Regions from separate parts of the Homo sapiens genome. Here region 1 is linked to region 2. Evidence: chromatin contacts called from ENCODE Hi-C or POLR2A ChIA-PET data. All regions are on one chromosome and are shown on one strand. The core of a region is the stretch at or near the end of the contact, and the rest is flanking DNA. Distances in the headings are between cores, read along the strand shown.

The links. Hi-C counts contacts between places; a loop is a spot of excess contacts on that map. ChIA-PET counts read pairs that join two places held with the same protein, here RNA polymerase II (POLR2A). Pooled maps may share reads with other maps.
Region 1: a loop to region 2 is called in a map of ascending aorta, with 10 times the contacts of the local background. The contact joins the promoter of RAB22A here to the promoter of FAM217B in region 2. A Hi-C loop is called at or near these places in 3 of 168 maps with a recorded cell type or tissue (ascending aorta, chondrocyte and naive thymus-derived CD4-positive, alpha-beta T cell), 2 of 37 single-sample maps with no recorded cell type and 12 of 50 pooled maps. POLR2A ChIA-PET finds 5 or more read pairs at or near these places in 1 of 52 experiments (activated T-cell).

What each region holds. Positions count from the first base shown.
Region 1 is chr20:58,308,415-58,313,831 of GRCh38, forward strand. It overlaps RAB22A (RAB22A, member RAS oncogene family), which reads left to right and starts at 1,301. Exons shown (of 7, transcript NM_020673.3): 1 at 1,301-1,598; 2 at 2,629-2,708. The coding sequence starts at 1,563. It also overlaps the pseudogene PPP4R1L. RefSeq lists silencers at 770-1,329, 1,370-1,699.
Region 2 is chr20:59,937,987-59,943,267 of GRCh38, forward strand. FAM217B (family with sequence similarity 217 member B) reads left to right here and starts at 2,403. Exons shown (of 4, transcript NM_022106.3): 1 at 2,403-2,549; 2 at 4,212-4,323; 3 at 4,441-4,526. PPP1R3D (protein phosphatase 1 regulatory subunit 3D) reads right to left here and starts at 2,319. Exons shown (of 1, transcript NM_006242.4): 1 at 1-2,319. The coding sequence starts at 1,945. The coding sequence ends at 1,046. RefSeq lists silencers at 1,781-1,910, 2,261-2,640 and an enhancer at 2,208-2,502.

The DNA of each region.
Region 1 (5,417 bases), core at 51-2,550, 1.6 Mb before region 2:
TCCGGTGCTCGGTAATTTTCTGTTTACAAGTAGGCTCTCCCCACACCCTGTGAGCTCCCTGCGTGTAGAGCTGTTTTCAACACATCCTTGCAGGTTCGGAGCCCAACACGTGGCCCCCAGAGCAAATAGCTGCTCAGTAAGTTTCTTGACAGGAGAGAAAACGCTTCCTTCCTTCACCAGAAATGCGAACTTGGATTTCTAAGATGACACCTCCCCCAGCTACCAGCCCTTAACATGATTCCAAAAAAGAGGGCAAGAAGGGACAAGGGTCCCACCCAAGAAATGCGGGGGCCAATGGGCTCCATGGGATAAGAGATGGAGCCGGGCTTGTGGCCAGGACACTTGAGAAGTCCGTGCAACTCCGTGACCGGCCACACCGAGAGGGGGACCTCCCAAACCCCCCAGCAGTCCTAAAAAGTCCCTAGGAAAAGGGCAAGGCCCTGAGAGGGAAGTCACCCACCTCCCAGGTGGCGGACCCCCCGCCCGCCCAGGGTCGACTAGGACTTGGGACTACCCCCTCCGCCCATCCCACGGCAGCTGCAGGCGCAGGAAGAAAAGAAGTGACAGGGAGTCCAAAGTTTCCCCAACAACAAAAATCCTTCCCCCGAGGGAAGGGAAGGGCTCCCACCCTCAGCCCGCCCCGCCCAGGGAGGAGGGACCGCCACCAGTGGATCTAGGCAGTTGGGGGTCCCGCTGTTCTGGTCCCGACAAGGAGTGCCTGGCTTGAGGTTCCCCCGCCCCGCGCTTCGTGCACTCTGAATTCTTTGAGAGGGTCCCAGGGAGGGACAGGGGTGCCCCAACTCTTACTTACAGTCGTCTAAGTCATCCTGCAAGTCCACAAAGTACAGGGGGATCTCTGAAAACCAAGAAACACACAAGAAGTTACCAGGGGGCTGCGGCGAGAGGGGACGGGGTCGGGCAGGGGCCCCTCGGCCTCGCGGGGTGGTCACGGGGCGAGAGAGAGAGGGGCACCCCTGGCATCCCCCGAGCCCAGCCCCACTCACCCGCCATCTTGGGATGGGCATGGAGGCGGGACCGGCAGGGGCGGGGCCCTGCAGACAGGGGCGGGGCCCTGCAGACAGGGGCGGGGCCCTGCAGACAGGGGCGGGGCCCTGCAGACAGGGGCGGGGCCCTGCAGACAGGGGCGGGGCCCTGCAGACAGGGGCGGGGCCCTGCAGACAGGGGCGGGGCCCTGCAGACAGGGGCGGGGCCGTCGGCTTCGGGCCCCGCCCCCGATCCGCGCCGGCCGGCCGGCCCCGCCCTCTCAGCGAAGGTGGCTGCCGAGGTGGGCGGGGAGGTCAGGTGACGCGGCCGGCGTCCCAAGATGGCGGCGGCGGCGGCTCCCGGAAGGCCGCGGCGGCGTCCCGGCTGCTAAGGCGGGCCCCACGCGGCTGGCAGCGGACAGGCCGGACCTACGGCCGGAGGACGGGCGGCAGCCGCCTCTGCGCGGACCGGGGCTGGGCCGTGCGGCGGCAGCGGCGCCAGGGGATGCTCTTGCTGGGCCTGGCCTCTCCCTTCTCAACTTAGGGCGGCGGCGGGCCCGCGCCCCTGGCTCCCGGGCCATGGCGCTGAGGGAGCTCAAAGTGTGTCTGCTCGGGGTGAGTGGCGGCGGGTCCGGCCGGGAGGGCCACGGGAGGCTGGGCTGGCGGGGACCCCGGATCCCCCCTGTCCCCTCATCCCTTCCCCCCTCCCACGTCCAAGACGCTGTCTGCCAGCCCCGTGGACCCTCCCTCCAGCTCGGGAGCCGTCCCGCCCACCTCTTGCACTCTCGAAAAGGTCCTGGAGGCCGAAGGGACCCTTCCCCTTCCCCTCCCTGGAGCCCGTGGACTCTTCCCGCCCCACAAAGAGCAAACAGCCCCCCCTTGCCTCTCTATTGCATCTGGGTTAAGAGAGGTTCTTAAATAGTTTTCTCCCAACTTACCAAGGTATTAGTTGGGAGTTGGCCAAGTCTTCCAAAGTAAAACCAATAACAGGTCTTTAGGTTTTACAAGCAGCATTAGCCTACTTTGTCTCTTGGGTGTTTTTGAACTTGTGGGATACCCCTGCCACTTGTCCAAAGAGTTACTTTGCCAAGTAACTCTTCCTGTGGAGAAAAGGGGTGTTCAAATCAGGAAGCCCCAAAGACTAGTTTGAAGCTTCAGCTTCCTGTCTTGTCAGGAAAGACAAGGTGTTGGCCATTTCAAAGCCTTCTTTCTGAAATTGATGCTGTCATTCCAGAGTTTCTGCCTTAAAGATCGGCAGGAACTCCAATAACTAATCTTTATTCCCCCAAATAGGGTGGGGCTAGGATTCATCAGGGATTACTCAGAGGTAACTCAGGAGTTCAAAGTTTACTAACATATGTTAAAAAGCAAGTGGACTTGTTACTTTTTACACGAAGCAGAAACTTTGGGTCTCTCAAAAGGTCCTAATCTGTCTTAACGGCAAAAACCTCTCCCTTTTAGTACAGTTGGAATTTCCTAATTACTCTACTGAATTTTTATGACAACCGCTTTTGTGTTCCTCCGTTTATAAAATTTACACGTCTAGGGTGATTTTTCTAAAATCCTGAACTTATGCCACAAAGTAGTTTTTGGTGTCTGCCAAAAGGTAAACTTTTTCTCAGTCCCTCATCTCGTTCTCTTTCAGGATACAGGTGTAGGTAAATCGAGTATTGTGTGGCGGTTTGTGGAAGACAGTTTTGATCCAAACATCAACCCAACAATAGGGTAAGAGACTTTTATTTGATACACATCTAAAGGTGCATTGAAAATCCTTCCAAATACATAGTGTGTTACAGGTGTAGGCCCTGCGCTTTGTAGTCATTGAATTCTGAGTCGCTGGTTCGCATCATCTCTGGAAGGACTTGAAAGAGTCCAGTGAGGATCTGTGTATTTTAGGAAAATTATCTTCGGACTTGTTGGGGGTGAGAACTTCAAAATGCAAATATGAATTGGAGTTCTACTAATTATTAGAACAGACACAGAAGCTTCGGTCTATAAATATCAACAGCAATTACACCTTGAAATAAGGCAGATGAAAATAGATCCTGGTGCTATTCTTTCAGGCATATCAAGTAAAAGACATTTAAATGGTTTTTGTCCTTCCTGAAAGTAGTAGGTTGAGATCTGAACCCTTACACATTCCTGTACTGGTAGTAATAATAAATTAATAAATTCATATTGAAATGGAAGGTTTTTTCAGTTCTCTGGTTCTATGGATAAGTAAAGTTGATTGTTCATATGTTTTTGACGCTATAAGAAAACTTTTCATTTTGCAATACTAATCCTTTGACTACATAAGAAGTTGTGTTTTATAGGCTTTAATATTATGTTAACCTTATAAAACTAAATAGGTGCTGTGCTCTAGTTTTAATCATCAAACCCTCAAATGGTTTCCAGCATTTAAAGAAAAAATCTATGTTATCCATCATTAGGATAAAATTGGCCTTTGTGCTCCATGCAGATCATTCTTTGACTAATAGAGAAATATTTTACAGCCCAGGAGAGAAACTGCCATAAGATTGTCCCCTGAGAAATTATGAGCTCCTGCTGTCAGAGGTTATTTATGGATTTTTTTGAGACAGAGTTTCGCTCTTTTTGCCCAGGCTGCGGTGCAATGGCGCAATCTTGGCTCACTGCAACCTCTGCCTCCCGGGTTCAAGCGATTCTCCTGCCTCAGCCTCCTGAGTAGCTGGAATTATGGGCGCCCACCACCATGCCCAGCTAATTTTGTATTTTTAGTAGAGACAAGGTCTCACCGTGTTTGCCATGCTGGTCTCGAACTCCTAACCTCAGGTGATCTGCCCACCTCAACCTCTCAAAGTGCTGGGGTTACAGGCATGAGCTGCCACACCTCGCCTATGTGTTCAATATTTTTTGTCTGCTTTTTTTTTTTTTTTTTCACCCAGGCTGGAGTGCAGTGGCACAATCATGGCTCACTGCAGCCTCAATCTCCTGGGCTCAAGTCATCCTTCCACCTCAGGTAGCTGAGATCACAGATGCACACTATCACACCTGGCTAAATTTTGTATTTTTTAGTAGAGATAGAGTTGCACCATGTTACTCCGGCTGGTTTTCTTTTTTTTTTTTTTTTTTTTTTTTTTTTTTTTTTGAGGTGGAGTCTCGCTCTGTTGCCCAGGCTGGAGTGCAGTGGCGCGATCTTGGCTCACTGCAAGCTCCGCCTCCTGGATTCACGCCATTCTCCTGCCTCAGCCTCCCGAGTAGCTGGGACTACAGGCACCCACCACCATGCCTGGCTAATTTTTTTTTGTATTTTTAGTAGAGACGGGGTTTCATGTATTAGCCAGGATGGTCTCTCTCTCCTGACCTCGTGATCCGCCTGCCTTGGCCTCCCAAAGTGCTGAGATTACAGGCGTGAGCCACCGTGCCTGGCCGCCTATCTGCTTTTTTAAACCCTGTGGGTCTCCTACACATTTGAAGGCATGGGGATGAAATTCACCAATAAGTTTCTGCAATTAAAATGCTTTTCCGTGTCCTTTAAGAAAGAGCTGGGTATGACACATGTAAAACATGACCCCATCCTTCTCAGGGCCTGCCTGTCCCTACCTGCATGGGAAAGTGAAGTGTTGGGAAGTGACAGCAAGTACTGCTGGTGATTCAGTGAGTGATACACTTCACACTGAGTCAGAGCTGAAAACCTAAAATCCACAAGACACCCAGACACCACCTTGGCTAGAAGTGCTCTCTCAAATAAGAAGAGAGAAAAGTGAAGGGTGTAGCTTCATGCATCTTGGTGAGGCACGCCCCATCCTGAGTGTCCACTGTTCCCTTTTTGCCAGTAGCTCCCAATCTGCCAGATGCCTGTGGCTCCTGAGCTGCCTCTAGTCCACTCTCTGCACCAGGAGATTTGGCTCACATTTTCACAGGGAAAATAGCATACAAGGCTTTCTCCTCATTTTCTTTCTTCTGCCTTTTTTTGTTTCTTTTTCCTCAGTTTTAGAAGGTGGCTTCCTCCTTTGTGACCAACCCCAAACATGCCCCTGAGCTCTGGAGCCCCACCTCTTCATGAGTTACCCTGTTTCTTCCTCAGCCCTATCATCTTGTCATAGCCTGCACACAGGTTCCGAATCCACCCCACTCCACCACAAGAGCACCCATTCCCCAACCTACTGCTCAGATGGTGGAACTCCTGAAAGAGAAGTTACCACTTCCGCAACTGCTGCTCACTCTTCAGCCCTCCGTCATCTCAGCTCCTCCCTGCCATGCCACTAAAACCACCTTCCCCTGGTACCAGTTTCCATCTAATAGCCAAAGTCAAATGGCCTTTTCTTGGTAGTTTTCTTTATTCATAGAGTGCCTGCTATATGCCAGGTGCTAGACTGGGTGCTGGTGCCTAGACCAGGGGTGGGCAAACTGTGGCCTTTTTGCCCGCCTCCTGCTTTTGTAAATAAAGAGTTACTGAAACAGTCACACCCA
Region 2 (5,281 bases), core at 1,153-3,652:
CAGTGCTCTGGCTATTGCTGAAAACACCTTCTAGTTCCACCTTGTAACTGGACTCCCAAAAGATGAATGCTGACATCTTCTGATGCTTAACAAGAAATAAAAATAGTCACCTTAATCATCAAAAAGGTAATTGCAAAGGGCACTGTTGCCTGAAATTCTCTAGTCACCTGAAAACTGAAATAACTGAGGCAAGACTTCTTAAAATGCTTAGTTTCAAACTTAAACAGAATGGCCTGATAATGATCAAACATGTACAGAGAAATACATGAAATCAGAATTGTGAATGCAGAGAAATAACTGTTTTGCTAGTTTAAAAGTCTGAAGCTTTTCCCTCCTCCCCAGCTGTTAATGTAGGAGACACACAGCCTAACCAGGACAGTCTCAATGCCCAGGAATGGTTGTGTGATGACTGATAAAGCAGAAATTTCTTGCCTATTAATAGTTTCCCACTGTTAGAAGGCTACAGCCGTTGGCAATCAGATGTGGGCTCAGGTTTTCCTTATCCTGGGGCAGGAATGCCTGGAGGGACCACGATGTGGGTCACACTGTACATTCTGTTTACTGTGGGCACAAACACAGAACTTTTTTTTTTTAGCTTATTAAATCGAGAATATTCCTGAGGAGGCATCCGCTATGGGCTAAAGGTCCCAACATCACAATAATAAATAACAGCTATGTTTACAGAGACACATTCAGGACACATGCAAAAGCTTTTCCTAGCAGGAGGACTTGGGCCTTTGCAAAACAAGCTGCTTGGGCCTCCCCAGAGGGCCCACCCTCCCATGCACCTACCCCACCACCCTGCCCCAACTCATTACACAACTCGGCCTTCTGGCCACCTGAGGCTACTTTTTAGACCAAGTGACTCAGACGTTTCAAGTAGAAGACAGGATGGGCCACTGCCAGGGGACCTTGCAGCAGAAAATTAGGTCAGAGGACTTGGAGGGTGGTGAAGAACAACCAGATAGATGTGAGAGCCCAGCAGGGAAATGACAGGAGGCGCAGCTTAGGTGTGGAGGCTCCAGGTGGCCGGTCCCCGCGCGGCTCAGATGAAGTGGATCCAGCTCTCTTCGCACTCCCCGCGAGGCATGTGCAGCGCGTGGTTGCGACATGTGAGGCTGTAGTCTCGGTGGTCGTTGTTGTCCCAGTACTCGGCACCCGCCACTTGGTAGCGCACCGCGAAGTGCACGCGGGAGCCGAGCTCCAGCAGGAAGGGCGGTACTGGAAAGCCGAAGGTGAAAACGTCCTCCGTGCCCTCGGGGCCTGCGGGCCCGCGCCACCGCGCCACCGCCTCGTGGGTACTGCGCCAGCCCGAGAAAGTGTAGCGCACAGCCACCTGCTTCTCGAAGGCCACGTTGCACACGCGCACCGTACCGCTGATGCCAAGGTCCGAGCAAGTGACACGCTCCAGGCACACGAGCTGCCGCTGCAGGCGCTCGCCAAAGTCGGCGGCCTCGACGGGCGGCGGGAAATCGGGCACCAGGCAATGCAGGGTGAACTCCAGGTCCTGGCTGCTGCAGCACAGGTCCGAGTTGATTGCGAGCCGCGACAGCACGTGCAGCGGCACGGACGGGTCGTCTCCCGCGTTGAACACCTTGACCTGTGCCAGCTCCAAGCCCAGGGCGTCGGCGAAGCGCACGCGGAGCTTCTGGCTGCAGCCCGGCCGACACGCAGCGCCCGGCGCGCCCGCGGCCTTCTGGCGGCGCTCGGGGGAGCTGGGCAGTGAGCGCGCCCGCCGCAGGATGATGGGCCGCAGGCGGGGGTCGCAGCCCGACGGCGCTGGCGTTGGCGGCGGCGCGCGGCCCGGGCTCCCAGGGGGCCTACAGGCCCGCGGCTCCAGGGCCACGCCGCCGTCCAGGTCCGACAGGCAGCTGAGGCTCCGGGGGCCGAGCTTCCGGGATCCCAGGGCGCTAGGCAGGACCGCGGAGCTCGGGCCTCTGGACATGGCCCCGCCGGCCGTCGGAAGATGAGGCAGGGATGAGAGACGACCTCCCGACCCCGCGACAGCTCCCTCCGTGCTCAGAAGCCGCAGAGAGTCCACCGTATCTGCAACCTGCGGGGGACCTCTCGGGCCCGGTGCGCCCTACCCTTGGTTCGCCACCTTGCTCCTCGAGTCCTTGTCCAGGTCCTCCGCTTCTTGCGGTTAAAGAAATTGTAAGAGTGGGGAGTTTTTCTCTAGTGGAAGCTTTCAGAGGCCTCCCGGGAGCGCAGGGTAGCGCCTCTTTTTTCTTCTTGCTTCCTTGGAGGTTCTTACAAGAAGGCTGCGTTCCGGGAGCGGCCCCTCCCACTTTCCCGGTCCGCGGCGTTACTTACAAGGCTGCAACTTGACCGGGTGCAACTTCCTAGCGAGCCTCCGCCCCGCCCCTCGTGACGCCGCCTGCAGGCGGGCCCCCGCCGGCCTCAGCTCAGCCAGGGAGCTCAGCGGAGCTGCGCGCCTCCGCCTCCAGCTCCCCTGCCGCAGCGCGCCGCAGCCGGGCGTCCCCGCGCGGGCGCCGGAGAGGAAGGAAGGCTGGCAGCCTCGTCACGTGTCCGCTGCAGTCGCGAAACAGGTCTGATCAATTTCTGTTTACGTCTGCCTGGATTGCGCGCCTATCGATCATAGACTTTGTCTGCACAAACGGAGGACAAGGAAAATGCATGCTGCGTGTCCTTAGATTTCTGGGTTGTGGATGGGGGGAGCGGTGGTGCAAAAACCGGCCTTGCCAGGAGCTGGTCTCAGGCTAATTTTAAACATCGAGGCCAGCCCACACTTTGGACAGGTTCACTGCAACCTGGACCCTTGGTCAGACCGAGGGAGCCTCACTGCGTAGAGGAGCAGCGTCATGTCCACATCACCCAGAATGCTTTGCCGCACCGAATGGCCAGCAGATTCCCTTGAGGGTGGGGAGGGGAGGTGCTGCTGTTGTCTTCCTGGACTCCGCGCCAGAGAGGAAGACAGGGGAACAAGAGTTATTACCCGCTGATGACTTCTGCAGCTGCCCTTAATCAGCCTCTGGCGCTTGGGGAGCATATTTGTAGCCAGAATCTCCGACTTTTAGCTTTGTTTCCAAGCAAGCCAGAAACACCAGCAAGGCCTGGAGCTTGTTTTCTGCCTATTTAGAACCCTGCAGGCATTCGTGTCTCTCACCCGGTAGCTTTGAGCACAAAACCCCACAGCCTTTGGTGTAAAGCATACCAGGTGAAATGAAGTAGAAAAGATGCAAGTGCACTTTCCAGAGAGCAGTTTGGGGCCAGCCATTCCATTAAGAAGGTTCCTTTTTATTGTCCAGAGGGACAAAGCAGAAAGAAAACCAGACTAATGAAAGGGGGTTGATTCAAGAACATTCGTTGCATCTAAAATGAGTCAAGGCTGTTGATTGTGGTATAATTCATGAAATGTGAGAGAATGATTTTATTTATCATTGGATGTAAGCTAACTAAAAAGGCTTACATGATTAATGTGGGAAAAATACAGGAAAGTTTCAGGAAGAAAATAAAAATCTTCTATAATCATCTCTTTTATTTTACAGAGACAGGTGATACGGGAAAGAGAAGTATCCAATTTCCATTCAGTGCACTTTTAATAGGCCACTCAAAATGAGAGGGGAATAACAGCAATATGTGGTATAGGTCAACAATGCTTCATAAAGAGATGATATATAATATGTAATATGTATGAATATATGGAAAGTCTTATAATGGATTGATGTGATAGAGAAGGCCGAAAAATTGAATGGGAACGTTCCTCCTAGAGTTTAAGCTCCTTCTGAACAGGGACGTGCATAATCATTGCCATTTTTCTGGGTACTCCTGTAATTATTTGTTGCATGAATGAATGATTGGGCAATGCAATGATTGAACGCTGTAATAAGACCTGACCTTATTTAGCCTTCCAGATTTCTTCAACATATTATTTCCAAGGAAGATTATACCTGTGTGTGAACAGGGAGAGAGAGAGAGAGATGGAATCCATTCACAGTATTTATAGTAGTGTGATCCTGTGATCCTGTCTCTAATATCTACTGTAATAAGCAGAAAAGACAAAGCTGTAAGCATAAGACAATGTCTCCCTTCCCCAGTATTTCATAACCTAGAGTGCAAACCACTATATGATCACAGCCTTAATATTTCAATATTATACAAGTATTAAAAAACAAGTGAAAAACCAACCCGATACTGGTGGTAGGACCATTTGCAATCAATAGTTACTGACAGTATTCTGTTGCTTCTAGTTCCGGTGGTGAGGAGACCTTTCCAAATATAAGAGGAATAAAGAAGTCACCTCCCCAGCTGTCATCATCTTCCAGCAGATTGAGCAAGAATATTTTGAGCACTACAGGAAAGGTAATGTAAACTTAGAAGAAAAATCTGACTTAGATTTATTCTGGGATTTTTGTTTGTTTGCTTGCTTGTTTCTTGTGTACATGTTCACAGTGTTTATTACTGCATCCCTGTTTTTAGACAGTCCATCAAACCCGAGATGATGATCAGCCACGTGATTTTTTCAAGAAGAGGAATAGGGTGAATGAATCTCATCAGAAAAGCAGGTAAATAGTTTTAGTATAATTGCTTTATCTTGCAAAAGACTCATTATCTCTGTTGTCCAGATTGAATATGTGGAGTGGGGAAAAAAGTATGTCTATAGATAAGAAATATACATTTATAATTTTTTTCTAGCAGAAATGAATAGAAAAGTGGTTTAAGCATAATAGTGGATAAGGATTCCAACGGTCATAATTCTGGCAGTTGTTAGCAGAATTATAATTTTGAGTAAGTCCTTTAATCACTTTTCTATGTTAGTTTCCTTTTATATAAAAGGATAGTGACAATAATTAATTTTTATGGATGCATACTGACAGGCAGGAACAAAATGTTTTAACAGTGTTATGAATTCTGAATAATGGAGATTCCTTCATTTCTTCATTTATTCAACATTTATTGAGCACACGTTGTACTATTGGCAATGATTTAATGTCCTGCATATTTATTAATTAAAATGTAGCACGTATTCAAATAGTTGCTTAGGTTGTTTGAAACCACTGGGCAAATGAACCTCTGAAGTTTCCAGAAAGCATGTTTACCACCCATTTCTATTCATTCTATCTGACTTATATTACAGAGAAGTATTATTAATCTTAAATGCCACGTTCTTGGTAAATAAATTGAAAAGAGGATATTTTCAACTCTGATGTGAGATTCAGCATCAGAATAAATTATGCCAGAGAGAATTAGTTTCTATACTCATAATGCACACAGTATTCATTATTCCCTTTACCTGCTATTCACAAGGTAACACTAAGAC